Linked DNA regions of Homo sapiens: region 1 is linked to region 2. A link is a contact called in ENCODE Hi-C data. All regions are on one chromosome and are shown on one strand. The core of a region is the stretch at or near the end of the contact, and the rest is flanking DNA. Distances in the headings are between cores, read along the strand shown.

What was found. Hi-C counts contacts between places; a loop is a spot of excess contacts on that map. Pooled maps may share reads with other maps.
Region 1: a loop to region 2 is called in a pooled map, with 12 times the contacts of the local background. The contact joins two enhancer-like sites. A Hi-C loop is called at or near these places in 2 of 37 single-sample maps with no recorded cell type and 3 of 50 pooled maps.

What each region holds. Positions count from the first base shown.
Region 1 is chr15:55,275,719-55,278,705 of GRCh38, forward strand. The region is part of intron 1 of RAB27A (RAB27A, member RAS oncogene family); the gene reads right to left. Among named protein-coding and RNA genes, the nearest start is that of RAB27A, 13 kb to the right of the region's middle. Within about 2 kb of position 1,578, at least 5 of the 41 ENCODE cell types and tissues checked have a DNase peak (open chromatin) inside an H3K27ac peak, as active enhancers do.
Region 2 is chr15:52,382,134-52,385,122 of GRCh38, forward strand. MYO5A (myosin VA) reads right to left here. Exons shown (of 42, transcript NM_001382347.1): 15 at 2,028-2,189; 16 at 958-1,055. Among named protein-coding and RNA genes, the nearest start is that of MYO5C, 88 kb to the left of the region's middle. RefSeq lists enhancers at 1,351-1,410, 1,451-1,680. Within about 2 kb of position 1,263, at least 2 of the 41 ENCODE cell types and tissues checked have a DNase peak (open chromatin) inside an H3K27ac peak, as active enhancers do.

The DNA.
Region 1 (2,987 bases), core at 328-2,827, 2.9 Mb after region 2:
CTACTGAATACCAAAAAAACAACCCCCAAAAGAAAAAAAAATTTAATGGGCGAAAGACCTGAATAGACATTTTTTCAAAGAATACATTAAAAATGGTCAACAAGTATATGAAAAAGTGCTCGACATCACTAATCAGCAGAGAAATGCAAATCAAAACCACAATGATTTTGATTACCTCACATCTGCTAGGATGGCTAATTAAAAAAAAAAAAAAAAAAAAAACAAGAGATAAGTGTTGGCAAGGATGTGGAGAAAAGGGAACCTTGTACGCTGTTGGTGGGAATACAAATTGGTACAGCCACTATGGAAAACATTATGGAGCTTCTTTAAAAAAATGTTTTCAAAAATTTTTTAAATAGAATACCATAGGATTTGGCAATCCTACTTCTGGGTATAATACATCTGAAAGAATTGAAATCAGGATTTCTAAGTGATATCTGTACTCCCATGTTCACTGCAGCATTATTCACAATAGCCAAGACTTAGAAACAACCTCAATGTCCACTGACAATGAATGAATGAAGAAAATGTGGTCTATACATACAATGAAAAAGTATTCAGCCTTAAAAAAGAAATAAATCCTGCCACCTGTGACAATACAGATAGGTGGAAGATATTATACTAAGTTAAATAAGCCAGACACATAAAGAAAAATACTATGTGATCTCCCATATATTTAATATATAGAATCTAAAATGTCAAACTCTCCAAGCATGGTGGCCACTCCTGTAGCCCCAGCTACTCAAGAGGCTGAGGCGCGACAATTGCTTGAGCCTATGACTTCAAGGCTGCAGTGAGCTATGATCACGTCACTGCACTCCAGCCCGGGCAGCGGAGTAAGATCTTGTTTCTAAAAGAAAAAATTTTAATTTAAAAAAAAGTAACTCAAACTCCCAGAAGCAGAGAGCAGAATGATGGTTGCCAGGGACTGGGAGGAGGGGGAAATGGGAAGGTCATAGTTAAAGAGAACAAGTTTCAGTTATGCAAAATAAATAAGTTCTGAAAAGCTATTATACAGTATAGTGTCTATAGCTAATAATACTGTATTATATACTGAAAATCTGCTAAGAAGATAGATCCAGTGTTAATTGTTCTTACCACACACACACAAAAATGCAATAATAATAAAACAGGCAGGATAAAACCTTGGGAGGTGATGGATACATTTATGGCCTTGATGGTGGCGATGGTTTCATGGGTGAATAATTATCCCCAAATTCATCAAGATGTATACATTAAATATGTACAGACTTTTTATCTGTCAATAATACCTCCCATAAAGTAGTTTTTTTAAAAATAAATTGTTAAGTAGGGGAAGGAAAGAATGAACAAACAAACGTAGGAACAAATGAACAAACTCAGGTAAGAAAGAGGAGATGAAAATGGTATACTTGTGGCAGGGGTGGATGGAGCAATGAGCTAAATTCTCTACTTCTGTAATAAAGTATCAATAGATAATGACTAAAACTGAAAAACTGACCACAGAAATATAAATGTGTCATTTAGAGACTAGATGTATAAACTACTGCAAGACTTCAGTGGTTAACTCTGGAGAGCAGGAAATGGGCTGGGGGAGAGGCGTCTACTGGTTTTTTGTAACAGCCCTTGTAAAACAACGTCCACGTATAACTTTGGTAAATTTGGCAGGGCACGATGGCTCATACTTGTAATCCCAGAACTTTGGGAGGCAGAGGCGGGCAGGTCACTTGAGGCCAGGAGTTCGAGACCAGCCTGTTTGTCTCCATAATAAATGGCTCCTGACTGCTGTATTTATTTCGTGTCTTTTGTTAATTTATATTTCCTTCTCCCTCCCCTCACCTTTGCTGTCAGGCAGCTATCCCTCACCACAGTAATCAGTGTGCCTTCCTGGGACAACCCCTACCCCTTCCGATGCACTGTTTTTAATTGACAAGGCACCTGGAAACCAAATAACCAAGCTTATTAGAACTGTGTGTAAAATGAAGAAAAATGGGCACCAAAAAATGTTCTGAAAGTTGCTCTGTGATGCAGGTTGGCAATTTTCAATACATTAACCATTTGTCCAACTCAGAACCGTTTGGCCTTACTATCAACTATGGGTCAGTAGGCTGGGTGACACTCAGTGGGACCAACCATCCCAGTTTAGTGGGGACTGAGTTATAGCACTGAAAGTCATGCATCCCGGGAAACCATATCCCAGCATTGGGCAAGTTACTTCATCTTCTTCAACCTGTTTCATCATCTGTAAAATGAAAGATAATATCTGCTTTGAAAGATTGTTGAGGATTAAATGAGAAAATGTTTGTATAACTCTTGACACATATGGTAGCTGTAGCTATTATACTCACTTGCATATTGTTATTATCAACCCTAGTATCAGGTAGAAAAAGAAAGTATTCTTAGAAACATAACCTGTAATTTGCTTTATATATAGTGGACTTCAGGAAGCTGCAATGTTTGCTTTTGTGAATTTCCTTCCCATTTTGTAACACACATTTTGTTTCAGGGACTAAAACATATTAAAGAAATTTAATAGTTCAACATTTCTGATTTCTCTACTGGACAAAAGCCTGGCAGGTTTCCACTATATTTTCATAGAAATGACTCTTTTACACTATGGGAGCCCTGGGGTATTTATGTCAGTAGCCGCTTCTAAACTTGTGAACAGAAATCAGCCTGCCACCTCACAAAGAAGAGGCATCATATCTGAAATTTGTTTTTAATTTCCATTTCACTTTTTTCCTTCATAATAGCACCAGATTATTCAGTCTTCTAATCATTATTATTTTTTTTTTTTTTTTTTGAGAGGGAGTCTCACTCTGCCACCCAGGCTGGAGTGCAGTGGCACGATCTCAGCTCACTGCAAGCTCCACCTCCTGGGTTCACGCCATTCGCCTGCCTCAGCCTCCCAAGTAGCTGGGACTATAGGCGCCCGCCACCACGTCTGGCTAATTTTTTGTATTTTTAGTAGAGACAGGGTTTCACCATGTTAGCCAGGATGGTCTCGA
Region 2 (2,989 bases), core at 13-2,512:
CTCAGGTGATCCACCCACCCTGGCCTCCCAAGTGCTGGGATTACAGGTGTGAGCCACTGCACCCGGCTGACGGATGCTTTTTCATTTATTTTTATACTATTCTGTATTTCCTGAAAACTGTCTTTACAATGTACATGTATTACTTTTAAAATTAGAAAAATAGGCTGGGCATGGTGGCTCGCGCCTGTAATCCCACTGGGAGGCCGAGTGGGGACGGATCACGAAGTCAGGAGTTCAAGACCAGCCTGGCCAAGATGATGAAACCCTGTCTCTACTAAAAATAGAAAATTAGTTGGGCATGATGGTGCATGCCTGTAATCCCAGCTACTCGGGAGGCTGAGGCAGGAGAATCACTTGAACCTGGGAGGCAGAGGTTGCGGTAAGCCGAGATCGCGTTATTGCACTCCAGCCAGGGCAAGAAGAGTGAAACTCTATCTCAAAATAAATAAATACATACATAAAATTAGAAAAATATTTCTGTTTTGTAAAAAAAACTCCAGAAAAATTGATTCTCCCTTCATGCATGGTATCTGAAGCAGGAGGAGGTGCTGGTGAAAACAGACACCCTCTGATGATTTCAGCAGTGGAGAAGCAGCAGGTAAGCATTCGCCAAACAGCCTTATCCCAGCCAGTGCTGGTTCCACCTAATGCCCAAATGAACAAAAATCCCAGAGAGATCAATTGAAGTAAATTCAAAACAGAAAACAGAACCAGAATGCTTGGTTGACCTCAAGTTTTCAAATCTTCAGATGGCTGCTAATTTACTCTCACATTCTCAAAAGGGACAAAAACTGAAAAAATAATCTACTGACTAGTGGTTTCCCTCTACAAGGCATGAAGACTTACCCAAATATTTTTTTCCTTATAAAAATGTAAGGAAAATATTAGTTTGCTTGGCTGGTTTGGCACTTCTTATAAGATATGTACTTTTTCACTGGGTGGTTCAGAAATACTTACGTGAATGGGAACTTGAAGTCATTAGGCTTGATACAGCGCACATAGTGAGGGGTAGTGGCATTGAGTGTCTCCATAAGCAGGTGCAGGGAGTTTCTGAACTGCATGAAAAAGGGCAGAAGAGGGTATCAAGGCTTTGTCCAAAGTCAAAGGTGAGGTAAAACAATGGGAAATTCCCTTCCTATGACACTAATGGAGAAAACTTTGCCACTTATAAACTTGACCCATCTTCAGAAGAGGAGCTGCCACAAAACAAGAATGCTAGGGCTTTTGGTTAAAATTTGCCTAAATTCTACCATTTTCATGCTTACTCTGCTAAATATAGATTCCTATACTCCCACTCCTTTTCCCCACAGGAAGCTACAGAAACCTGTTATGAGCTTAGTCATATGTAACTAACAATATAACCTTGCTTTAAGGCTATTTAATCACATAAAGTGGGAATTTTGATGGAAGATACTGGAAAACGTAGCAGATGACTTAAAAGAGTATAGGTAATGAATGAGAGAATGACAAAGGATAGGCAGAGAGGAGTTAAAATTAGGGACCTAGGATCAGGACTGGAGGCTGTGGACCTGGGTCAGGCCCTGTTTCTGTCTACACCAGGCACAGGGTCCCATGCACAGGACAGCAAGCTGAGGAGCGCTCAGCCTCCATTCAAAGCCCTACTCCCTGTTCAGGCACTAAGCATGTATGTAACATTTCCCACTCTCAGAGAACATAAGACATCAAAGAAAGGCGAGGGCCCTGTTCTGAAGGAGCTGACCGAGGCACTGTACAAATATAGAGACAAAACAAACAGAAAACTAAGCAAAGATGGGGTGGTCTGAGAGACGATATGCACGAGAGAATTAAGCTGTAGAGAAAATTATTTCGGGAAAGGCTTATGCAGAGTCACAGGTCTAAAACTGGGTGGAGAAGAGTTTTAGTGGATGGTGTCGTATGATCTCACAGTGAAAGCTCTAGGCTCTCCTCACCTGAGGATCCCACCTGGGAGGCTGAAGAGGGAAGATCTGAGGTTTCAGATGAGCCAGAAAGGAAGGAGCGTGGCAGCGGCAGCTCCCTGAACTCACCTGATGCCCCACTGTTTTCTTGTGCTCTTTGGCCATTTGGCCTGGTCTGCCTTTGGTGGGCTTTGCAGGAGTTCGTGTGAGGGGTGTGCGCCCTGAGGAGGTGGCTGAAGTTGGACTGATGGCCTTCTCATCATCTTGAAATAGTTCTGGTAGCATCTTAAACTAAGTCAGAAACAATATAAAGAAATTACATTCTAAACCAAACTTGAACGCAAACCTTCACAAAAGAAATATTACAGAGATTCCCTTCCTTAAGTAATCACTGTCAGAGTCACACTCCAGAAAGAGTCAGTATCTGTGCTAAGAGCCAAGAATATGAGAGGAAGGTGAGGTAAGTGCTATACAAAAATAACACGGAAAAATGCAATAATTCTACAACCATGTCTGGGGGAAAGCAAAGTCAAAACTACTGCACCCGGACTTGAAAACCTAATCCACAGGAAGTGACAAATCTAAACATATTAATGGGCTTGAACTATAATTATTTTACGAGAAAAACAGTAATTGAAAGTCTTATTACCTCAGTTCCACAAACTGTTTTAGCATCAGGTGGAGAAAAACACTAGTCCAAGTTTGCAAGTTATTTATCAAGTGTCTACTCACCTGCTTTATTTGTCTACCTACTAACTTAAGTGCTGAGCACTAACTGAAAAACATCACCGAAAATCTCAGCAGGAAAGGGTCATAAACAAATTCTACAATATTAGAAGGTTTTAAAAGTTATGAATAATAATTTTTGGAAGATAATTCGGGTTACAGAAAAAAAAGTTTAAAACCCTACCCATATCCTGTACATTTGATATTTGTTTTCAAGGGATTTATAACTTCAACAAATAATTCCTGTAATCAATTTTGTGTTCTATCAGGTTAGCAATGTGAAAGATTATTAAAAGATCTGGTACTCAATAAGTAGGTAGATGATATTAGTCAATATGGTTGGGAGAAATTTTATGGAAAAAAAG